2 separate regions of the Homo sapiens genome follow, and region 1 is linked to region 2. The links are chromatin loops, found by intact Hi-C in ENCODE. Cell type or tissue: ascending aorta. All regions are shown on one strand. Each heading gives the region's core, and the rest is flanking DNA. Links, peaks and the distances in the headings are about the cores only. Region 1 has its middle 20 kb from the start of CLEC3A. Region 2 has its middle 47 kb from the start of NUDT7.

Region 1 (11,895 bases), core at 1,263-9,262, 330 kb after region 2:
TTTACAGGAGCCAGAAAAACTGAACTTTAGTAAGATCCCCAAGAGGTTCTGATGCATCCTGAAGTTTAAAACCAACTGGACCAATCTTGAAAAGTAGATGCTAAATGAAAGAAGCCAAAGACAAAACTTCACATATTCTCTAATTCCATTAATATGAAATATCCAGATTAGATTAGTCTATACAAACAATAGGTAGATCGGGGATACAGGGAGGAGGAATGAGGAGTGACTGATAGATATGGATTTCCTTTTAAGGAAATGAAAATGTCCTGGAATTTGATAGTAGTGATGGTTGCACAACTCATAAATATAGTAAAAAAAAAAAAAAAAACCACGGGCTTGTACACTTTGAAATGGTTAATTTTATGATAGTTCAATTACATCTTAATTTTTATTTGTTTTATTATTATTTTTTGAGATGGAGTCTCACTCTGTCACCTAGGCTGGAGTGCAGTGGCACAATCTTGGCTCACTGCAACCTCTGCCTCCTGGGTTCAAGCAACTCTCGCGCCTCAGCCTCCTGAGTAGCTGGGATTATAGGTGTGGGCCACCATGCCTAGTTAATTTTTGTATTTTTAGTAGAGATGAGGTTTCACCATGTTGTCCAGGCTTGGTCTCAAACTCCAGACCTCAAGTGATCCACCTGCCTTACCCTCCCTTAATTTTTAAGTATAATAATGAGTTTAAAATGGTAATGGGAAAACAAAATCACTCAACTGGATGATCCTAGATTAGGGTTCCCCAGAATGTGCTCCCCAGAATTCTCTGCCAAAATCCTCCGTAAGAACTGAGTATTAGAGTTCATCCCATGGCCAGGCATGGTGGCTCATGCCTGTAATCCCAGCACTTTGGAAGGCCGAGGTGAGCGGATCACCTCAGGTTATGAGTTTGACACTAGCCTGACCAACATGGTGAAACCCAATCTCTACTAAAAGCACAAAAATTAGCTGGGTCTGGTGGCGCGCACCTGTAAACCCAGCTACACGGGAGTGTGAGGCAAGAGAATCACTTGAATCAGGGAGGTGGAGTTTGCAGTGAGCCGAGGTTGCACCATTACCCTCCAGCCTGGGTGACAAGAGCGAGACTCCATCTACCCCCCCAAAATAATAATAATAATAATAGAGTTCATCCCAGAAGGTCATAGGGCAGCTACTAGAGAGGAAGAGCTCTGGGAAGGTGTGTTGATAAAAGAGAGAAAATCTTTGGCCCAGATATTCCTACACTTACTTTCACCCTAAAGAACACCTGACTAAGTATCTATGAAACAGCCATTTAGAGGTGGAAATCCATGTGAAATGCCATTTCCTCAAATTCACGGTCAATCTCTGCAATTGGCATATAGATAAGAGGGCCCCTTGCATCACAACCTTCGGCTGGGGAAGTGGTCTGCACAGACACTGACCTACCTAAATATATCCGCCTCCTGTAATCATGACCACTTCATGGTCATTTAACTCCTCTTTTTTCAAACAAAACTTCATGGCAAGTCCATCCCAAGTCAGGCAGAGAATTTAGCTACACTTAGTAAATATTTGCAGATGTATTGATGAACTGAAGATTAAGTTCAAAGGTAAGGTATGCTTGCTTCATAGACACACAGCTCCAGCGCAGAGCATGACCCAGGATGTTAGAGTAGAAGAGGAAAATATGATGTGATGCAAGGAGACAGACCTGGGTTCAAACCCTGCCTTCATTTGTTCAACACGTTTTGATTGTGCACCAGCGATGTGACAGGCATTAGACTAATGAAACGGAGGAGTTTTCCCTTATTCCTCCCTCAGGGCATGCAACAGGGGTGTGGCTCACTTCTTTGGTGCCCTGCTGCTCAAACCCCTAGGGGGAGCATACAGACGGGCAGGTTATAAGGAGTGCTTTTGGGCTCTCACCCCACAGCCGTGTCTGGGGTTGAATGTTTCCAGCTCCCAAAGCCCCAGCGGATGTGTATTACAGTGAACTCTGTCAGTTTTGCCGTCTGCAGGCAGCTTGTATTAATTGCTCAATTAGACCTTCTATCTTACCATAAGGAACAAACTAATACAGAGGCCTTTCTGTATTCCAGGTGCTTGCCCTAAGTGTACCAGAAAAATTGGATGATACACGGGCTTAGAGGATGGGTGCAAGATTTTACTGAGTGGTGGAGGTAGCTCTCAGTGAAGTGGATGGGCAGCCAGAAGGGGGATGGAGTCGGAAGGTGATCTTCCCCGGGAGTCAGGCCGCCCAGGAGCTGGACTCTCCTTTGACTGTCCCGACTAAATTATACATTGTCCTGCCTCGATGGTCTGCCGGTGTCTGCTAGTGTATGTCAGTGTGTTCTTCTGCTCTCTCTTCATATTTAGCTGCTTGTATCTGTGCCCACTAGCGTCTCAGGTTTTTATGGGCACAGGTTGGGGTATGGCAGGCCACAGTGGTTTTGGAAAATGCAACATTTGGGTGGAAAAACAGGAGTGCCTGTTCTCACTCAGGTCCATGGACACAAGCCCAAGAGTGGAGCCCTCACCAGGGACCCAGCCCTTCTCTACCTAGCATTTCCCTGCCCCCCTCCCGTATCACTAAGTATGGGCATGGTTGGGTATATGCCTCAATTTCTCTGGAGCTATGAGTAGAGTTTCTGCTGCTTAGCTGTGTGAAATGACCTTGGGTCATTTACAGAAGGTCTCTGGATTCGTTTTTTATTACTGCATAATAAGTTACCACAAACTTTGGGGCTTAAGGCAATGTACATTTACTATCTCATAGTTTCCATGGGTCAGCAATCGGAACATCCCTTGGCTGTGCTGTTTGCCTGGGGTCTCACAATCCTGCAATGCTTTTGTTAGCAGGCTGTATTCCCTGCTGAAGCTCAGAGTCCTCTTCCATGCTCACAGGGCATCTCACAGCATGGCAGCGTACTTCTCCCTTCATGGAAGGCCAGGACCCTTTTATAAAGGGCTCCCAGTATTAGGCTAGGTCCATACAGGGTCATCTGTGAACTCAAAGCCAACAAATTTGGGACCTTTATTGTATACGCAGAATCAATCCCTTCACCTTGTCATATTTTACTGGTTTGAAGCAAATCACAGGTTCCATGCAAACTCAAGGGAAGGAGATTCTATAAGGGTGTTGATATGGTTTGCCTGTGTCCCCACCCAAATCCCATCTTGAATTGTAACTCCCACAATTGCCATGTGTTGTAGGACGAACCTGGTGAGAGGTGATTGAATTATAGGGGCGGGTCTTTCCTGCACTGTTCTCCTAATAGGGAATGAGTATCACAAGATATGATGGTTTTAAAAAGAGGAGTTCCACTGCACAAGTTCTCTTATTTTGCTTGCTGCTAAGAGGTGAAGCCAGCTGGACTTCCTGGGTTGAGTGCAGACTTGGAGAACTTTTCTGTCTTACAAGAGGATTATAACATGCACCAATCAAGCACTCTGTAGCTAGGATTGTAAAACACACCAATCAGCGCTCTGTAGCTAGCTAGAGATTTGTAAAATGCAACAATCAGTGCTCTGTAAAAACGCACCAATCAGCACTCTGTAGCTAGCTAGAGGTTTGTAAAATGGACCAATCAGCACTCTGTAAAATGGACCAATCAGCAGGACATGGGTGAGGACAAATAAGGGAATAAAAGCTGGCCATCTCCTAGCCAGCAGCGGCAACCCGCTCGAGGTCCCCTTCCACGCCATGGAAGTTTTGTTCTTTCACTCTTCAGGATAAATCTTGCTGCTGCTCACTCTTTGGTTCCACACCACTTTTAAGAGCTGTAACACTCACCGCAAAAGTCCACAGCTTCATTCTTGAAGTCAGTGAGACCACGAACCCACCAGAAGGAACCAACTCTGGACACAATGCCATCCACGTAAGACATGACTTGCTCCTCATTGTTTTCCACCATGATGGTGAGGCTTCCCAGCCACGTGAAACTGCAAGTCCAATTAATCCTCTTTCTTAAGACTTGGGTATGTCTTTATCAGCAGTGTGAAAAATAATACAGGTGTAGATACTAGGGGGTGGGAGGGCAGGGTAATCAACTTCAAGTTCTGCCTATCATACTCTGTAAGTATCAGTTCCTTTCATCGTACTTTGATATTGTTCATGGTAATAGTACTGCTAATGGTACCAAATATTTTCTTTTAATGACAGACCTTCTTAGAGCCTTTCCTCACTAGTAGCTGCCCTGTGACCTTCCGAGATGAGTTCTAATACTCAGTTCCCATGGAGGCTTTTATCAGAATTCTGGGGAACACACTCTGGGGAACCCTGACCTAGGATCATCTAGTCCAGTGGAGGTTTTTCTCATGTTCTTTGCATTTTGTAGAACAGCAAAATGGGAGGAGCTTAAACCACCTTGCAATATTGTCAAGAGAATAAAACAAGAAATCGTATAGAATGAGCAAAGCTGCCAATTCTCCCTTAGGAAGAATAGCAAATATTTACCATGATTCTTCATGGCCAAGTCACAGAAAAAGTTGAATGGCCACTATATTATAGCGATTAAGGACATGGCTCTATAGTCAAACTACAAGGATTTTATAAATCCTGGCCTTACTGCTGATTTACGATCTGTAGGTCCTCGGGCAGGCTTGTCATAACCTCACGTAACCACACCACTTTCCTTATAAATAGAGTGAGGATAACAGCCATCAGTCTGTTGGGCTATCAAGAGAATTAAGATCATATACATAAAGCATTTAGCTTAGTGTTTGGCTCATAGAGCTCACATACCATCAACTCATTAGCATAGCTGGACAATTTTAACCTCAGTAAGAAAAGGAAGTCTCAAAAGATTACAGTGACAAGTACATATTTCAAAAACTTTAAACTTCACTATAAAGTAAAAACAAAAGTTGTAAGAAATCCTTGAACTTGGACTCTGGACTGTTTCCCAATAACACATGCTAATGTGATAGCTAAGTCACTGAGCCTGCAGTGCAAATCCTGTTGCACCTCCTTAAAAAATCCTGAAACAAGTACAGGAGCCCTGCCCTTCACCTTCAGGAGTAGAGAATTTGATGTCATAGTGCTACAGGTCCACATTGACATTTGATTTCTCCAGGAGGGGAAAAAAAAACGTATTTGGTCATAAAGAAGCCATGAGTTATTTGTTAGATGAGGGTGGGCACCCTATTTTGCTTTTATGAAGCTTTCCTGGGAGAAAAAACTCTGCTACATTTTTAGTACCTAAATAGGGGATGCATCAGGATTGGAGGCAGTTAAAATAGCAATTACCAACAGCAGCTCTCTCCGGTCTACAATATCATAGAGGATTTCTATTTCCTACATTATTTGCTTTTATAATCTATGGATTTGTAGAATGTACATGCATCATTGTGCACGTAATCCAGAAAACAAAAAACATATGTGTATGTACATATGCACGTGTATGCACGTGTGTGTGTGTGTGTGTGTGTGTGTGTGTGTGTGTGTGTGTGTGAAGCTGGAGGTAGCTGGAGCATCTCTGGACCTCCAAGAGGGCTGATGAGAGCCCCAGAAAGGCTCCCCAGAAAGCCTAAGGGAGTGTTTCTCAAACTTCAGTTGTACCTCAGAATCCTAGGAGACTTGTGAAAAGCCAACACAATTGCAGACTAAAGCCCTCCCAGAGATTCTGATCTACGGAGACTGCCATTGCCTAGGAATCTGCATTTTTATGTACAGCAGCCCCAGGCGATTCTGCTGCATTTTGAAAAGTGCTGGTTAGGACCCGGGCCTCTCCTGTGATGGAAATGATCTGAGACTGCACAGCCCAGTGTCATCTCACCATGACAGGGGAGGCCCTGTTCTATACCTGGGTCTGTAGGTCAGGAGTGTGGGATGGCTCATGGGAAGGGGAGAAAGAGCTTGCAACTAAGATGTTCCAATATATTTTTAAAAATTAGATGCTAAATTTATAAAAATATACAGATCTACAGTTGCATGAAAAGCTTTTTCTCAATCCTATCTGTGAATTTCTATGGCAATGGAAATAAATTCATTTGAGGATAAAGGGGAAAGTCTAAGTGTCAGACCTTTTGTGAAAGAGACCTCACCTTCTGCCTCCCTCCCTTCCCCCTCTTCCGCCGCCATGACAAGCCCCAGCCTAAAAGGACATTCAAGGCTCCTCCCAGAAGGCTCCCAGCCAGCCAGCAACCGGGTACCAAGCTTGGACTTGGCGTCAGCCTCCTGCCACCTAGTGGTCAGTCCGGGACACACAGCTAATTTATCTTAATTTCCACTCCACTCTCATTGGTTGATCCAGCGGACATTTGTCTAGCTCCTGTAATGTTGCCAGGCAATTTGCTGGGCTATGGAGGTAACAACGACTTCGTCTTATAGCGCTGAAAGGAATGTGCTGGCATTAGTTAAATCATTCCCAATGGTGAAACTGAGGCCTGGAGGCAGGGAGTATGGCTTACACAGGGTTCTGCATCAACTCTGATAACTCGCTTAAAATATCCTTTTCTCAGCCAGGCGCAGTGGGTCACTCCTGTAATCCCAGCCCTTTGGGAGCCCAAAGCAGGGGAGGACTGCTTGAGGCCAGGAGTTCAAGGCCAGCCTGGCCAACATGGTGTAACCCCCTCTCTACTACAAATGCAAAAATTAGCCAGGCGTGGTGGTGCATGCCTGTAATCTCAGCTACTCGGGAGGCTGAGGCACGAGACTCACTTGACCCTGGGATGCAGAGGTTCCAGTGAGCTGAGATCACTCCACTGCACTCCAGCCTGGACGACTGAGCGAAACTGAGCAGGGGATAAGCTAAGCCCAGACTCTTGACCTGTAGAAACTCATCATGAATATGATCATATCATAAACAAGCCTCAGAGTTTGTGGTCATTTGTTACACAAATAGGAAACTAAAAAAAATTCAATAAATACTGAAAACGAGAGAGATGAGAGCGGGAAAGTAGAAAGTGAGGGAAATGGCAGAGGAAAAACAGTAAGTAGGTGGGTCCATTCTGTAAGGTATTTATTTGATTTTAGCACCAATGAACTCAGGAGGTCGAAAGATGTAACACTGTTTCACCCTCTCTGTGGGGGTGAGATGGGATGTGAACCTTCAGCACCAGTGACTGTCTCTTCAGCAAGCTCAGCAGGGAGGAAATAAAGTCCTATTGATAGTTCTGATGCTTAAGCCCCAGAGAAGCCTCCAGCCCAGAGATAAGTAAGCTTCTCTGGGTGTTCATATGTGGTTCACTTGTCTGCCTGTAGAACACTGGAACAGGAGCTGTTCATCTCCACCCAAACCACTAAGAATGCATTTCTCACAACTCAGGTTTTGTATCTACGTGGAAAAAAAAAATGCTGGGCAGAAAAAAAGCTGTATGATCTTCCTTGGGTGAAAATAAATTTTATCTCAGATACTAGTGGACATTAATTAAAAATTCATGGAATAGCTCTCAAGAGAGAAGATGTCAGTAAACATTAGAATATAAGCTCTATGAGGGCAGGGATATTTGTCAGTCAGGTTTACTCTTGTATCTTTGCACCTAGGACACTTTCTGGCACATAGTGGGGCCAACCGATATTTAACAGATAAATCTGAAAGAGGGTGGATAGAGGGGCTGCTGCAGTCTAGTCAAAACTAATCAGGGTCCTCTCTACTCATCGCCCAGCAAACCAGGTCTGATCGAATATCTTCCTGTCACCTCTACCTACCTACTCTCAACTTGACAAGCCTTGAGGGAAATGGCGTTATTCCAGAGGAAGCAGGAAGCAGTATGAGTCCTAAATTGTGACTGTGAGCCACAGTTATATCACCATACTCAGGCCCCATCTCCAGGAGTGTCTGATTAATATTTAACCAAGCATTGTCAGGTCTATAAAGTAAAGGAGAAACCCAATTCTCATCTTTGGACTTCCATTCAGAGTGGAACATTTCATTTGCTAAAAAGCCAATACCTTGCTTTATTAGACAGTTGTGCTCAACAAGTCCATTCAACATCTGTAGGATGCATTTATAAATACACCGAGCTCAGCGGCTCACACCTGTAACCTCAGCACTTTTGGACGCCAAGACAGAAGGGTCATTTGAAGCCAGGAGTGTGAGATAAGCCTGGGCAAAAAAGTGAGACCTCACGTCTGTAAAAAAAATATTTTTTTTTAGATTAGCCAGGCATGGTGTCACATCCCTGTAGTCCCAGCTACTCAAGAGGCTGAGGTGGGAGGATTGCTTGAGGCCAGAGGTTGAGGCTACAGGGAGTTATGATTACGCCACTGCACTCCAACCTGGATTAGAGCAAGACCGTTTCAAAAAAAAATTAGTGGAAAACCAGAATTTGACTTTGTCACGATGGTTCCTAATGACTAGAAGTAACAAAAAACAGCAAGAGGGAGAGTAGAGGAGGAGAATGAACTTGGAGTCATGTGTGCCAGATGCCATATCCTCAGCCATGAATCAGACCCACTCTGATATCAGATCCCATTTCTGAAAGGTGTGGTCTAGTAAAAAATACAGGCACTGTTAAATTACAAATTACACAAAGTACAGTGCTTAGTGTTTCAAAGAGAAAGTATCCAGTACTCCATGTCCCCCTAAAGTTTATAAGAAAGTTCTGACGGTCAGCAGAGTCCTTCCTGAAAAGGTTGAAATCTAATGGATTTTGTCTGGTAAAGACTCTACAGCAAACCTTACTGACTACCTATCTAAAAGCTGCCCCTGCTGATTCTCTTGTTAACAGAAAACTTGGTATTTTTGTTTGTTTGTTTGTTTGTTTGTTTGAGATGGAGTTTCACTCTTGTAGCCCAGGCTGGAGTATAGCAGTGTGATCCTGGCTCACTGCCACCTCCACTTCCGGGGTTCAAGCAGTTCTCTTGCCTCAGCCTCCCCAGTAGCTGGGATTACAGGCGCCCGCCCCCATGCCTGGCTAATTTTTTGTGTGTTTTCAGTAGAGACGGTGTTTTCTCATGTTGGCCAGGCTGGTCTTGAACTCCTGACCTCAGGTGATCTGCCTGCCTCGGCTTCCCAAAGTGCTGGGATTACAGGCATGAGCCATGGGTGCCGGGCCCAGAACATCTGTTTTGTTCAAGTATCTGGTACTTTTTTGCGCTCAGAAAATGTTCTCCTGGCCCCAGTCTAGGAATGACCCTGTGGCCCAATTTTGACCAATGAAACATTAAGGGGAAATCCGCTAGGGGGCATCTGAGAGCAAGTTCCCTCTCTAATAAGAGGGAGGTATGTGAGCACCATCTTTCCTTCCCATTAATACCCCCTGCTCCCTCCTTTCAAAGTGATGCTGTGAAGACGTGACACTTGGAGGTGCTGCAGCCATCTTGTGACTGAGGGGGAAGCAATAGAAATTGCAAAGATACTAATTCAGTACCCAAATGTAAAGCCACTGGGCCCACACTAGAATGAACTACCCTCTCTCTCTAAATATCTTCTTATATGAGAAAAATATACCCCCATTTGTTCAACATGGTGTTAACTGGATTTCTTTTCTTTTTTTCTTTTTCTTTTTTTTTTTTTTTTGAGATGGAGTCTCTCTCTGTTGCCCAGGCTGGAGTGCAGTGGTGCAATCTTGACTCACTGCAACGTCCACCTCCTGGGTTTAAGCAATTCTTGTGCCTCAGCCTCCTGAGTGGCTTGGATTACAGGTACCCGCCATCATGCTCGGCCAATTTTTGTGTTTTTAGTAGAGACAGGGTTTTACCATGTTGGTTAGGCTGGTCTCAAACTCCTGACCTCAAGCGATCCACCCACCTCAGCTTGTCAAAGTGCTGGGATTACAGGCATGAGCCACCGCCCCGGCCTGATTTTCTTTACAGCAGTACATACAACTAACCGATTCAGATTTGTAGCATGACTGTCAGGATTTTAGAAATGAGTTTTGTATCTATTGTTAGATAACAAACAAGCCTAAAACTCAGAGCCAAAAATACAATCATTTGTTCACAATTTTGGGATCTAATGCTGTGTAACAATTACCCCTAGGCCAAGTGCAGCGTCTCATACCTGTAATCCCAGTGCTTTAGGAGGCTGAGGGGGAAGGATTGCTTGAGGCCAGGAGATCGAGAGCAGCCCGGGTAACATAGGGAGACCACGTTTCTAACAAAAAACTTAAAAAAAAAAAATTAGCCAGGCGTGATGGTGGACACTTGTAGTCCTAGCTACTCTGGAGGCTGCAGGAGGAGGATCGTGTGAGCCCAGCAGCTAAAGGTTGCAGTGAGCTATGATCGCACCACTACACTTCAGCCTGGAAAACAGAATGAGACCGTGTCTCTAAAAAAAAAAAAATTATTCCAAACTTTGGCAACTCAAAATAATGATCAACATCTAGTGTCTTCTAAGGGTCAGGAGTTTGGGAGTGGTTTAGCTGGGTGGTTCTGGCTGAATGTCCGCTGGCTTCCCCCAGGGCAAGCAATCCAAGAGAGACAAGTGGAAGTTGCAATACTTTTTATGACGTTATCTTGGAGGTCACATACTCCCATTTGCACAATATCCTATCCATTACACAGGTCATCCCTGTTCAGTGTAAGAGGAGACTATGTAAGTATGAATGAATATCAAGAAGTAAGGAGCAGTCATTGGGAACCATCTGGAAGTGGGTCACCACCACCTACCCTCTAATGCTGTGTCACACAGGACTCAGGGAAACAAAGCGCATCAGGAGATACACATGTGTGTATACACACACACACACACACACACACTTTATTTTTTAAACTCCATTTTGTTTTTTGAGACAGAGTCCCACTCTGTTGCCCAGACTGGAGTACAGTGGCATGATCTCGGTCAGCTCCCTGCAACCTCCACCTCCCCAGTTCAAGTGATTCTCATGCCTCAGCCTCCAGAGTAGCTGGGATTACAGGTGCACACCACCACACCTACTTTTTTTATGTTTTTAGTAGAGACAGGGTTTCGCCATGTTTCCCAGGCTGGTCTCCAACTCCTTGGCTCAGGCAATCCGCCCGCCTTGACCTCCGAAAGTGCTGGAATTGCAGGTGTGTGCCGAGCACACACACACACACACACACACACTTTAAAGGGTTTATTACAGGGATTTGACCCTGTGTAATTGTGCATACCGGTTAAACAGTCTATAAACTGCTACCTATGAAGCTCTAATGCTGGCACTTGGGGTCCACAGGGCCAGCCATGGAGATGGGCACCTCTCACTGCATCCTGCTTTGGTATCTTGCAAGGAAAGCTGGTGGCTCACCTTAACTGGACACACACAGGGAAGTCTGGGACACAGCTGAGCATCGCCAAGTGACACTTTCCAAAGCCACTGAAGATGTTTACCCTTCGTAGAGTCGTGGCTGGGACAGGCACAAAGACAAGTCGGGAGAGCTGCCAGTCTCCAGCTTGCTTTATAGCCAGGTCTAGAGGCGCATTCCTATTTATGTTATGAAAAATCAGAAAGTGATATGCTTCCAATTTGGAAACGTTTCTGTTTATATTTCAATAAAACGTCTATTTAAAACATTGATATGTTTTATGCAGAAGACTTAGAAAAACAAAGAGAAGGCCAGGCGCAGTGGCTCACGCCTGTAATCCCAGCACTTTGGGAGGCCGAGGCGGGTGGATCACGAGGTCAGGAGATTGAGACCATCCTGGCTAACACGGTGAAACGCCGTCTCTACTAAAAAATTACAAAAAAAAAAATTAGCCGGGCGTGGTGGCGGGCGCCTGTAGTCCCAGCTAATCAGGAGGCTGAGGCAGGAGAATGGCCTGAACCCGGGAGGCGGAGCTTGCAGTGAGCCCAGATCGCGCCACTGTACTCCAGCCTGGGCGACAGAGCGAGACTCCGTCTCAAAAAAAAAAAAAAAAAAAAAAAAAACTACCATCTCATCCTCTCAAAGGAACCACTATTATTTTGACCTATCCCTACCATACAGATACTCATCTGCACACATCCCTCACCCATGGCTCTCTACCGCCTGCATTTTTTTTCTTGAGACGGAGTCTTGCTCTGTGGCCCAGGCTGGAGTGCAATCACG
Region 2 (11,895 bases), core at 1,714-9,713:
TTGTGCATATAATGCCAGACAACATAAATGAAATTGCCCAGTGCCAAGCCTGTTTCCCAGACACAGAAATCAATAAGGACACAGATAAAAAGAAAAAGAAAAATTATGTTTGCTGAGTGGCTGGCTACTATAAAAACAAATTGTATATGGAGAGTCCCCATAAGGTACACCCAAGGAGGCAGAAGGGCAGAGCTAGGATGAGCAGCTTGGATCCCCAGACTTCACGTGACAGGACATGAACGACAGCAATCCCAGCCACTCTGAGTAAAACTTACATACAGTAAACAGAAAATACGTTTTATGGCATAGTTCTGCAAGTTGACAAGCACATTCAGTTGTATAACCATCATCACACTCAAGATATGGAACAGTTCTACCATCCACCAAAATTCCCCCATACTGCTTTGACTCCTTTCTCCATCCCAATTCCTACCCCCAAAAGATCCACGAGCCACTGATCCATTTTCTATCCCTATAGTTTAACCTTTTCTAGAATGTCATATAAACAGAATCATCCACTTAGTGGTCTTTTGAGTCTGACTTCTTTTACATCATATAATGCATTTGAGAATCATCTAGGTTGGGGTGTAAACCAGTATTTTGTTTCCATTGCTTGCCATTTAACATTTGATTAAAGCCCATCTTTCTTCTTAACGGTGTAAGCCACATGGGATGACAGAGTTGGGGGAAAGAGAGCTGAGTTCCAATGATCATTTTCAAACATATGCACCCAAATACATATATTTGAAACTGTTGGAGGGAAAGAAGCATGTTGGAATGTGCTATAGACCAAATCGTGTCCCAGCAAAAATCCTGTGTTGAAGCCCCAGCCCCCACTGTGACTGTATTTGGAGACAGAATCTTTCGGAGGTAATTAAGGTTAAATGAGGTCACCCGGGTGCAGTGGCTCACGCTTGTAATCCCAGCACTTTGGGAGGCCAAGGTGGGCAGACAGCTTGAGCTCAGGGCTTGAGACCAGCCTGGGTAACATAGTGAAACCCCGTCTCTACAAAAAATACAAAAATTAGCTGGGCATGGTGGCACCAACCTGTGGTCCCAGCTACTTGGGAGGCTGAGGTGGGAGGATGGCTTGAGCCCAGAAGAAGAAGGTTGCAATGAGCCAAGATTTAGCCACTGTACTCTAGCGTGGACAAAAGACCAAGACCTTGTCTCAAAAAAAAAAAAAAAAAAAGTTACATGAGGCCATAAGGGTGGGGCCTTAATCCAATAGGATTGGTGTCCTTATACGAGGAGGAAGAGAGGCCAGAGCTAGGCAGCACACTCTCTCTTTCTCCCCCAACCCCACCTCCCTAGCCACGTGAGGATAAAGCAAGAAGCCAAAAAGAGAGCCCTCACCAGAACCCAACTATGCTGGAGTTTCATTTGGGACTTGTAGCCTCCAGAATGCAAGAAAGTTAATTTCTGTTGTTTAAGCAACCCAATACCAAACTATAGTATTTTATTATGGCAGCTTAAGCAGACCAATACTGAGTGGCTCAGAAAACAGACCTGCAGCCAGGAGTCAGTGAGCTGGGTTTGATCCCAAAAGTGTTTCCTTTTTTATGGAACAGGGATGAAAACAACCTTCCATGCAGGCTCATCATGAAGACTAAACCACATAGGTGATATGTAAAATTTCTAGCCCATTTCTTGACACTAGGAAATGCCCAATATGGGGCACTTCAAATTGTCCAGCTTTGTATCCATCCCTGCATCCAATATGAACCCTTATATATGCCGGGATGCTCTGCAAATATTTGCACAAAAAAATTGAAATCCAACTGGACATACTAAGGAACCTGTCTGTGTTTTGATTTTTTTAATTTGTAAAATGAAGTTGTTAATGCAAACGAATGTTTCTGAAACCCATCTAGTATGTTTAACACGATCTAAACAGGAAGTGATTTTATGGTAGTCATTTCCATGTTAGTATAAGCAGATTTCAGTTATCATTCCCACAATTAGATGTTTGCATGTTAAACTATTTACCAATAATTATGAAAAGGAAGCATGTGTAACTTTTTGAAATATAATGTCTCTACAACCAGATGGAAAATATTTGGGAGAGGTAAAGAGGGACAGTGAGGTGCTTTTTTTTCACCTGGAATGACAATTGGTTCTTCTCAAGGCTTTGACGGGAGCCTAAGGTAAAGAGGAATGAGAAAAGCAACATGTCTCTTGGCCTTCATAGCTCCCTTAGGGAAGGAAGAGGGGACAGGTGGCTGTTTTGTCTACTCATTGGTACCCACAGTGGTATGCTAGAGCTGGCTCATTCCAGCTCTTCAGAGCCACTTGTGCACTTCCCTTCCCAGCTCCATGTTCAGGGATATCATGTTGGTGGCTTAAAATTGGCCATGCTGGGAATTTACACCGTGGAAGGTGTGATGGTCAATAACTGAGTGTCAACTTGATTGAATTAAAGGATGCAAAGTATTGTTCCTGGGTGTGTCTGTGATCACGAAGCTGGCGATAACTATCTTGATCTCACAGCATTGTGCATATAATACCCATGTGAAGGTGTTGCCAAAGGAGATTAACATTGGAGAGTCAGTGGACTGGGAGAGGCAGACCTACCCTCAATCTGGGTGGGCACCATCTAAACAGCTGCCAGCACGGCTAGAGAAAGCAGACAGGAGAAGATGGAACAGCAGACTTGCCGAGTCTTCCAGCCTTCATCTTTCTACCCTGCTGGATGCTTCCTGCCCTCGAACATCAGACTCCAAATTCTTCAGCTTTTGGACTCTTGGACTTACACCAGTGGTTTGCCAGGAGCTCCTGGGGCTTTTGACCACAGACTGAAGGCTGCACTGTGGGCTTCCCTACTTTTGAGGTTTTGGGACTCAGACTGATCCACCACTGGCTTCCCTGCTCCTCAACTTGCAGACGGCCTATGGTAGGACTTTACCTTGTGATCGTGTGAGTCAACAGTCCTTAATAAACTCCCTTTCATATATACATATATGCCATTAGTTCTGTCCCTCTAGAGAACCCTGACTAATACAGAAGGCAAATGCTACACATGAGGGCATCCCTCACTTCTCTGGAGAGTCAGTTGTTAAACACTTACCAGGGCCATGGCCCAGAGTCACTACTACTTCCCAGGGAAGGAGCAAGGAGCAATGCGAACTGCCCTTCAGAAGGGTGGAAAATGGATGGCAGAGGAGTTGGGTAAATGCACCAAGAGAGTCAACAAGGTTAAAGAAGGCCAGAATTTGTATACATGTGCCATGTTGGTGTGCTGCACCCATTAACTCGTCATTTAGCATTAGGTATATCTCCTAATGCTATCCCTCCCCCCTCCCCCCACCCCACAAACCTGCACATGTACCCTAAAACTTAAAATATAATAATAATAAAATTTAAAAAAAAAGAAGGCCAGAATTTGGAGTCCATTTTTGTTTATTTTTTTGAGACAGAGTCTCACTCTGTTGCCCAGGCTGGAGTGCAGTGACAGGATATTGGCTCACTGCAACGCCCACCTCCTGGGTTCAAGCGATTCTCCTGCCTCAGCCTCTCAAGTAGCCGGGATTACAGGTGTGCACCACCACGCCTGGTTAATTTTTATACTTTTAGTAGAGACGGGGTTTCATCATTTTGTCCAGGCTGGTCTTGAACTCCTGATCTCAGGTGATCCTCCCACCTCGTCCTCCCAAAGTGCTAGGATTATAGGCATGAGCCATCGCGCCCTGCTAGAATTTGGAGTTTAGACAGAAGATCTTTCTTTATCCCTCACCATTTTTGAGGTTCAGTGTATATTTGAGATCTGATTCCGATAATTAAACCATGTGTGGTATTGAGAAAAGTATATTCATGGATATCTTTTTACCCAGTAACTCCACTGCCAAAACACCTACCCCCAATAAAAGTATAAAGAATCCGTGCAAGGATTTAGGTCATCAGGTGGCTTCACACAATGTGATTGTCATAGAGTACAGCCTGGAACCATCTCACATCCTGCAACAAGGTTCTAGTTACCTCTGTTACGGTGAACCCATGCAACCAGGTACTGTCAGTCTTTAAATATTCTTCTAAAACTTGATTTCTGATAGTGTGGGAGAGGAGTCATGACAAGTAAGAAAAGTTACAAGGCAGAATGATTTTAATAAGAGTTGTATAAAATGTAAAAATCCATAAAGGTTATAGAGTAGTTAACTTTGAGTGGTGGGGTTAATGGTAATTTTTTTTTCCTTTGGTGCTTTTCTATATTTTCAAATTTCCCCATGGTGAGAATGGATTACTTTTTGAAATAAGAAAAAAAAATGAAATACTGCTTTTGGTTTGTTTGTTTTGTTTTGTTTTTGAGATGGAGTCTCTGTCGCCCAGTCTAGAATGCAGTGGCTCCATCTCGGCTCACTGTGACTTCAGCCTCCTGGGTTCAAGTGGTTCTCTTGCCTCAGCCTCCCAAGTAGCTAGGATTACAGGCACGCACCATCACACTCAGCTAATTTTGTATTTTTAAGTAATTTCTCCAACTAGATAATGTAGCAACTTAAAACCTAAAATGTGGTTTCTCTATATAAAAGGAGTTTGAGGCCGGGCGTGGTGGCTCACGCCTGTAATCCCAGCACTTTGGGAGGCCGAGGCGGGTGGATCATGAGGTCAGGAGATCGAGACCATCCTGGCTAACACAGTGAAACCCCGTCTCTACTAGAAATACAAAAAATTAGCCGGGAGCGGTGGCGGGCTCCTGTAGTCCCAGCTACTTGAGAGGCTGAGGCAGGAGAATGGCGTGAACCCAGGAGGCGGAGCTTGCAGTGAGCCGAGATCGCGCCACTGCACTCCAGCCTGGGCGACAGAGCCAGACGCTGTCTCAAAAAAAAAAAAAAAAGAGTTTGAGGCCGGGCGCGGTGGCTCACACCTGTAATCCCAGCACTTTGGGAGGCCGAGGCAGGCGGATCATGAGGTCAGGAACTCAAGACCGGCCTGACCAACATGGTGAAACCCTGTTACTACTAAAAATACAAATATTAGCCAGGTGTGGTGCCTGTAATCTCAGCTACTCAGGAGGCTAAAGCAGGAGAATCGCTTGAACCCGGGAGGTGGAAGTTGCAGTGAGCTGAGTTTGCACCACTGCACTCCAGCCTGGGCAACAGGGCGAGACTTGGTCTCAAAAAAAAAAAAAAAAAAAAGGTAGTTTGAATTAATGAGATTTAACAAACATTATGCCTAATAGGTAATATAACAAGGGCAATGAAATCACCAATTGTATCTGAAAAAACAACCATAGCTATTTCTTTCTCCTTCCTGTATCTTCCTCCCGCTTCTTTTACTGATAATATTTACGGATCATTTTCCACGTATAAGCCTTGGAGCCAAGTAAATTAAATAAATTAACTCGTTTATTTTTCAGAACAAAACTATGAAATAGATACTACTTGTATCTCCACGCAGAAACATACAGAAACAGAAGCTTAGCGTCAATAAATGGCTTGCCCAAATTCTCATTGCCAGTAAATGCAAAACTCTAACCCTAGTTAATAAAAGCACACATTTTGTATTAGTAAATAATCAAATTAAGCCTTGTTACTCACATGGTTGCCCCTTTAAGGAGTTGGTAGCCTCAATGCTCAGAAAGTTAAGCTCAAATATGTACTTTTAGTTCCATGGATTCCTTGTGTTGTGGTCACAGTCGAAGACTAAACAATTGCAACACGATGACCCACACTGCAGATATTTATCCAAAAACACAAAGGAACTTTTCACCTATCAGCTATCAACACGACTTTAGAGACAGTCAACAGGATTTTCAGTTGGTCAGGCAAGAACTAATCATTGAGGATCTCGTGTGTACATGACACTGTTACTAAATTCTGGGGCTACAGCAGCAAAATAAGGTGAATATGATCCCTGCCCTTATGCAGTCTGTAGCCTTGTAAGAAAGTCTAAGGAATTCAATAAGCAAGATAAACGCTGTGATGGAGAATTACAGGCTTCGTTGTGAAGCTGTCACCCTCTTGACATAATAATGGTTATACTCATAGCTACATTCAGTCCCGGTTTAACTTGATCATCTTTTATAAAACTGACTATGCTTGGCAAATTTTTTTGTCCACAGGGTAGATTCATTGCATGCACTCTTCTGGGACTTGATAAACCAATTTCTAAATGTTCACAGACTTACAAAGTAGAATAGACCAGGACTCCTGCAAAACACCTCTTAGTAATACGGAAAGAGTTTGAGACTTAGTAAAAGAATGACAATTACACGGGTGGCTAAAGGAGTGGCCGCTTCCAATATTCCTCTTGAAAGAAACATTATCACCCCCCACTGCTCGGCCCCCGCTCCTTTAATAAAAGACTACGCTTTCCATCCTGGTACCAGAATTCCAAGAAATCCCTCACACACACCCCAAGGAACCCCAGGATTGCCATTTCTCCTTGCAGGGAGAATCTTTCAGTTTGACATCTGGCTGGCTTTATTGACGGATTTCTCATGCACTTCCCTTTGCTGCAATATGCACACTATCCAGCAGAGGGCAGGATTATACAACACATTCTCCCCGTTAGACCTAAACGAGAGGATGGCACAGACCCACCAGCGTCAGAGGAGGTTAAAAAGCACAGGACACATTTTTGCCTGTGCGCTAAGAGATGACAGCATGAGAAATATTAAATACTTGGAGCTGGGACTCAATATGCCCGAGACCTGGAGTCAGTCTGGTAGTCACTTCAACTGTGGATTGCAATTTTCCCAAATGGATGGTGAAAGTTTTCTATTAGGTTGCAAAAGTAAGTGCAGTTTTCGCCATTAAAAGTAACGGCCCTCAAATCTGATTTCTCCTCTAAATTTCTATAATTCTACATTTTGGCGTATTTGATAAATAACCCTCAAATTTAATAAATGACCCTCAAATCTTATTTAATAAATGACCCTCAAATCTTATTTCTCCTCTAAATTTCTATAGTTCTACATTTTGGCTTATTCTGAAGTAACTCTCCTGAAGTTGTACTCTTTCTAGAATACAAATTGGACCACGTGTCTCCCTGGTTTAAAATCTGGGAGTAGGAATTTAGAATGTGAGATCATTCACACCTAAGGGATCCAAATCTCTCCTTCAAGTCAAGAGCAAAATCTTCCTCCCCAGTTTGGGAGTCAGAGGTTGTGTTGGTTATAGGAGTAATAATAATAATAATAGGACAATATTCGTTGATGTACCAGGCAAGTGCGAAGTGCTTTACGTGAATTAATGCATGAATTCCTCTCACTCACCCAATGAAGTCAATATTCTTACTATCCCTATTTTTAGATGAGGACAAAGAGATCCCTATTGTTAGATGAGGACAAAGACAAGAGATGAAGTGCATTGCCCAAGAGCATGCTGATAGGAAATGGTGCCACTGGGTCTAAACTCCAGAGAATGGGCTCACAGCTGCTCTTATATTGCCTTCAATGACTTTGGAGGTGGGAGAGGAGCTGACCAAAGACAACTACAGGACTTTGAACTAAGACATGTTAATTCATTCACTCATTCACATACTCTCTCAAAGACATACCAAGTGCCTACTATGTCCCAGGTACTTCATTAAGCACTGGAATCCAAAAATTTGTAATGTAGCATCCTGCCTAGTCACATGGGTTTCTGCCATAAAGTTCAGAAGCCTGGGAGTAAGAATAGGGAAGGAAAATTCACTACTGACACAATGTTAAGGTTTTGCTGGGTAGGCACAGTGAAAAGTAGAGTTCAGGGTATGAAAGGTGCTAGGGAGACAGTGGTTCAGGCAACCAACCATGAGGTCCAGCTAAAAACATGAGCACCCTCCTGATCTGCAGCCTGGCCAGTGTGTTATGAATCTGCCCCACTTCCCAGCTTTTTCCCAGCCAATCGTTCTATTTTGCTAACCGGGCTAAATGCCTCAGGCGAAGGACCAGAAATACTGGATTCCATCATAGCACAGATTATGCAACCTAGGGAAACCATTCACCATCTCTGAGCTTGCTTCTCTCATCTATAAAATGAGGCACCATTCAGCTCAATGAGTAGAAAAATATTTATAGAGGAACACAGTGTGACAGGCACGGTGCTTCATGCCAAGAACATAAGAAGATATTTCCTTCCTCAAATAGTTCACATCTGAACACATTCTAGATGTTTCTAAACTATAATTACAAAACAGTGCTTCTATCTCTGATAGAAGATTCTACAGGACACCACAACTACCGTTACTAATAGCCTATGTTTTGTGATACCTAATTTGGGCCAAGCTCTCCATATAAATTATTTTTATAATCCCTCACGATAACCCAGTGGGGCCGGGTGCGGTGGCTCACGCCTGTAATCCCAGCACTTTGGGAGGCTGAGGCGGGCAGATCACCCGAGGTTAGAGTTCAAGACAAGCCTGGCCAACATGGTGAAACCCCGTCACTATAAAAATACAAAAAACGTAGCCAGGCATGGCGGTGGGCGTCTGTAATCCCAGCTACTTGGGAGGCTGAGGCAAGAGAATCCCTTGAACCCGGGAGCCGGAGGTTGCAGTGAGCTGAGACGGTGCCATCGCACTCCAACCTGGACAACAAGAACGAAATTCTGTCTCAAAAACAAACAAACAGAAGCAAAACAAAACCCTCTGGAACAGACGTAATTTTTATGTTTTCTGACAGAAAATCTGAGGATTAAAAAATGTCAGGTACTCACTGTATTAGATTATTCTCACACTGCTAATAAAGACATACCCGAGACGGGGTAATTTATAAAGAAAGAGGCTTAATTGACTCACAGTTCAGCATGGCTGGGGAGGCCTCAGGAAGTCCACAATCATGGTGGAAGGGAATGCGAACACATCCTTCCTCACGTGGCAGCAGCAAGGAGAAGTGCAGAGTGAGAAGGTGGGAAGAACCACTTATAAAACCATCAGATCTTGTGAGAACTCACTCAATATCATGAGAACAGCATGGAGGTAAGTGCCCCTATGATTCAATTACCTCCCACTGGGTCTCTCTCACGACACGTGGGGATTATGGGAACTACAGTTCAAGATGAGATTTGGGTGGGGACACAGCCAAACCATATCATTCACCAAAAGTTGCAATGATAGTAGGAGATACCAGGCACAGTGGCTCATGCCTGTGATTCCAGCACTTTGGGAGGCCGAGGGGCAAGGATTGCCTGAACCCAGGAGTTCAAGGCCAGCCTGGGCAAGATAAAGAGACCCCATCTCTACTAAAAATACAAAAAATATTAGCAATGCACCTATAGTCCCAGCTACTTGGGAGGCTGAGGCGGGACGATCACCTGAGCCCAGGACATCAAGGCTGTGGTGAGCTGTGATTGTGCCACTGCCACTCCAGCCTGGGAGACAGGAGTGAGACCCTGTCCCAGGAAAAAAAAAAAAAAAAAAGCCTGGCACGGGGACTCACACCTGTAATCCCAATACTTTGGGAGGTGGAGGTGGGTGGATCACTTGAGGCCAGGAGTTCGAGACCACCCCTGGCCGACATGGTGAAACCCCATCTCTACTAAAAATACAAAAATTAGCTGGGCGTGGTGGCACACACCTGTAATGCCAGCTACTCAGGAGGCTGAGGCCGGAGAATCATTTAAAACTGGGAGGCGGAGGTTGCAGTGAGTCGAGATCACACCACTGCACTACAGCCTGGACGACAAAGCGAGATTTGGTCTCAAAAAAACAAACAAACAAACAAAAAAAGGTTGTAACATGTGGTAGAATCAGAACTCAAAACATAGGCGTGGTTGAGACTAGTGACTGTTCTTAATCACTGTGGAAGCCTGGAGCAGAAGACCCAGCTCTCCTAGGAGGTGAAAGGTTAAGTCTGAAATGTCATGCGATGCCTGCTTGGATTCTTGGGAATGATCTGTGCTGATCTTATAAATCTCTCTCCTAGACTTAAATTTCTCTACATACCTTTCAGTCCTTATCCAAGAAAAGTTGGCTTAATACATACAACTAGAATCGAGGCAAATTAGACTCCTTTAAATGCGTCCATAATGTCTGCTTCATGGCTCTTCAAAAAAGACATGCGATCCTGTGAAATGCTAATTTGATACATAACCAAAGGAAAGTAACATGCTCTTGTCTTGGCTAATTCGTAGCTGTTAGTTGAGCAACACCGTTTATTTCCAGGGCTAGCCTTAGATATAGCACAATTATAGAAAAGGGCTGTCAGCACTAATTGCTCCATTGCATGCCCAAAAAGTTCTACAGAATCTGAAATGCTGACAAACAGTCCAGACCCACTGGAAAACATCTGCAAATCATAATCTTTTAATTTCAATGAACATGGTGGAAAGTTTCAGCTTCAATGACTTACTAAATCCCTGAGCCATCTTAAAGTCTTGTGTTCTTTTCTTTCCTAAGCCAAAGAATAAAACAGCTTTGAAAGTTGTGTTTTTTAGAGTGTGGAGCCAAAATGACTGCTATAGTTGTTAATGTTTAAAATGACATTTCAGATATGCCATCTAACCTAAATGAAAATTTTAGAAGGCTATTGATCATTATAAAAATATTTTTAAAGATATAATTTATATACAGTACCATAAAATTCATTTGTTTTAAGTGTACAATTCAATGATTTTTGCAGTAAATTTTCAGTTATGCAACTAGTGCCATAATCCAGTTTTAGAACATTTCCGTTAGCCCAAGGAGGTCCCTTGTGTCAGTTTGAGGTTATATGCCTCATTTCCACCTCCAGTAACCCCTAATCCTCTGTTGCTAAAGTTCTGCTTTTCACGACATTTCACGTCAATGCCACCATAGAAACTGTGTTTGCATCTGGCTTCTTTCACTCAGCATATGTTTTTCAGATTCATCTACATTCTAGCATGTAACAGGGCTTTGTTCCTTTTTTATTCCTGATTAATATTCCTTTTATGGATGCAGTTCATTTTGTTTAAGCATTTACCATTCAATGGATTTGTGATTGTTTCCAGTTTTCAACCATTACAAATAATGTTGCTATGATAATTCATGTCCAAGTCTTCATGTGGACACGTGTTTTCCGTTCCTTTGTGTAGATACATTGTAATAGAATTGCTGGATTATATAGTAAATTTATGTCTAATTTTTAATACTTTGAATTTTATTTATTTATTTTTTTTGAGACTGTGTCTCGCTTTGTTGCCTAGGCTGGAGTGCAGCAGCATGATCACTACTCACTGCAGCCTCACCTTCCAGGGCTCAAGCGATCCTCCCACCTCAGTCTCCAGAGTAACTGAGACTACAGGTGCATGCCACCTCACCCAGCTTTTTTTGTTTTGTTTTGTTTTGTTTAAAGAGATAAGGTTTCCCTATGTTGCCCAGGCTTGTCTCAACCCCCTGAGCTCAAGTAATACTCATGCCTCAGCCTCCCAAAGTGTTGGTATTACAGATGTGAGCCTTTGTGCCAGGCCTGAACTTGTTTTATGTGTAACTTTTTAACAAACTGCCAAACTGTTTTCCAAAGTGGCTGCGCTATTTTACATTCCCAGGCTGGTCTTTATTTATTTATTTATTTATTTTGCAGGAGCGTGGGTAATTTTTTGTAGAGACAGGGTCTTGCTAAGTTGCCCAGGCTGGTCTCAAACTCCTGGGCTCAAGCAATCCTTCCACCTCAGCCTTTCAAAGTGTTGGAATTACAGACGTGAGCCACCGTACCTGGCCTCTCATACTGGTCATTTTTAATAAGACAAATGATTTTCTTAAAAAAAAAAAAGAAAGAAAGAAAAAGGAGCTATAGTGTGAAGGAAAAAAAAAAGATGCCCTGTAATTACCCCTGGGACAAAGGTGCTGTAGAAAACAGAATGTTAGCAGGAGCATGAGTTTCCTGAGTTGTTTTAGGAACTCCAAAATGCTGGGAATTTCAACTATCTTTAATCCAAAGAGCCTTCTGGTTTTAAGCTGCTTCGAACCTTGTTCTTGCTCCATGGTTGGGGAGAAGTTGAAAGGGAAACGACTGCTAGG

The links. Hi-C counts contacts between places; a loop is a spot of excess contacts. Peaks named below come from ENCODE experiments on the same cell type or tissue, not always from the same donor. Only the 100,000 strongest peaks of a DNase experiment are listed, where the experiment ranks them.
Region 1: a loop joins it to region 2, with 14 times the contacts of the local background. A loop is called at or near these places in 57 of 110 quality-filtered maps.

Annotation. Positions count from the first base shown.
Region 1 is chr16:77,996,987-78,008,881 of GRCh38, forward strand. No RefSeq gene overlaps it. Among named protein-coding and RNA genes, the nearest start is that of CLEC3A, 20 kb to the right of the region's middle. RefSeq lists enhancers at 112-281, 938-1,107 and a silencer at 6,045-6,244. In ascending aorta, for the core only: a CTCF peak has its summit at 6,146 (motif pointing left); DNase peaks (open chromatin) are centred at 6,105 and 6,585; H3K27ac peaks cover 350 bases.
Region 2 is chr16:77,669,442-77,681,336 of GRCh38, forward strand. No RefSeq gene overlaps it. Among named protein-coding and RNA genes, the nearest start is that of NUDT7, 47 kb to the right of the region's middle. In ascending aorta, for the core only: a CTCF peak has its summit at 6,465 (motif pointing right); a DNase peak (open chromatin) is centred at 6,500.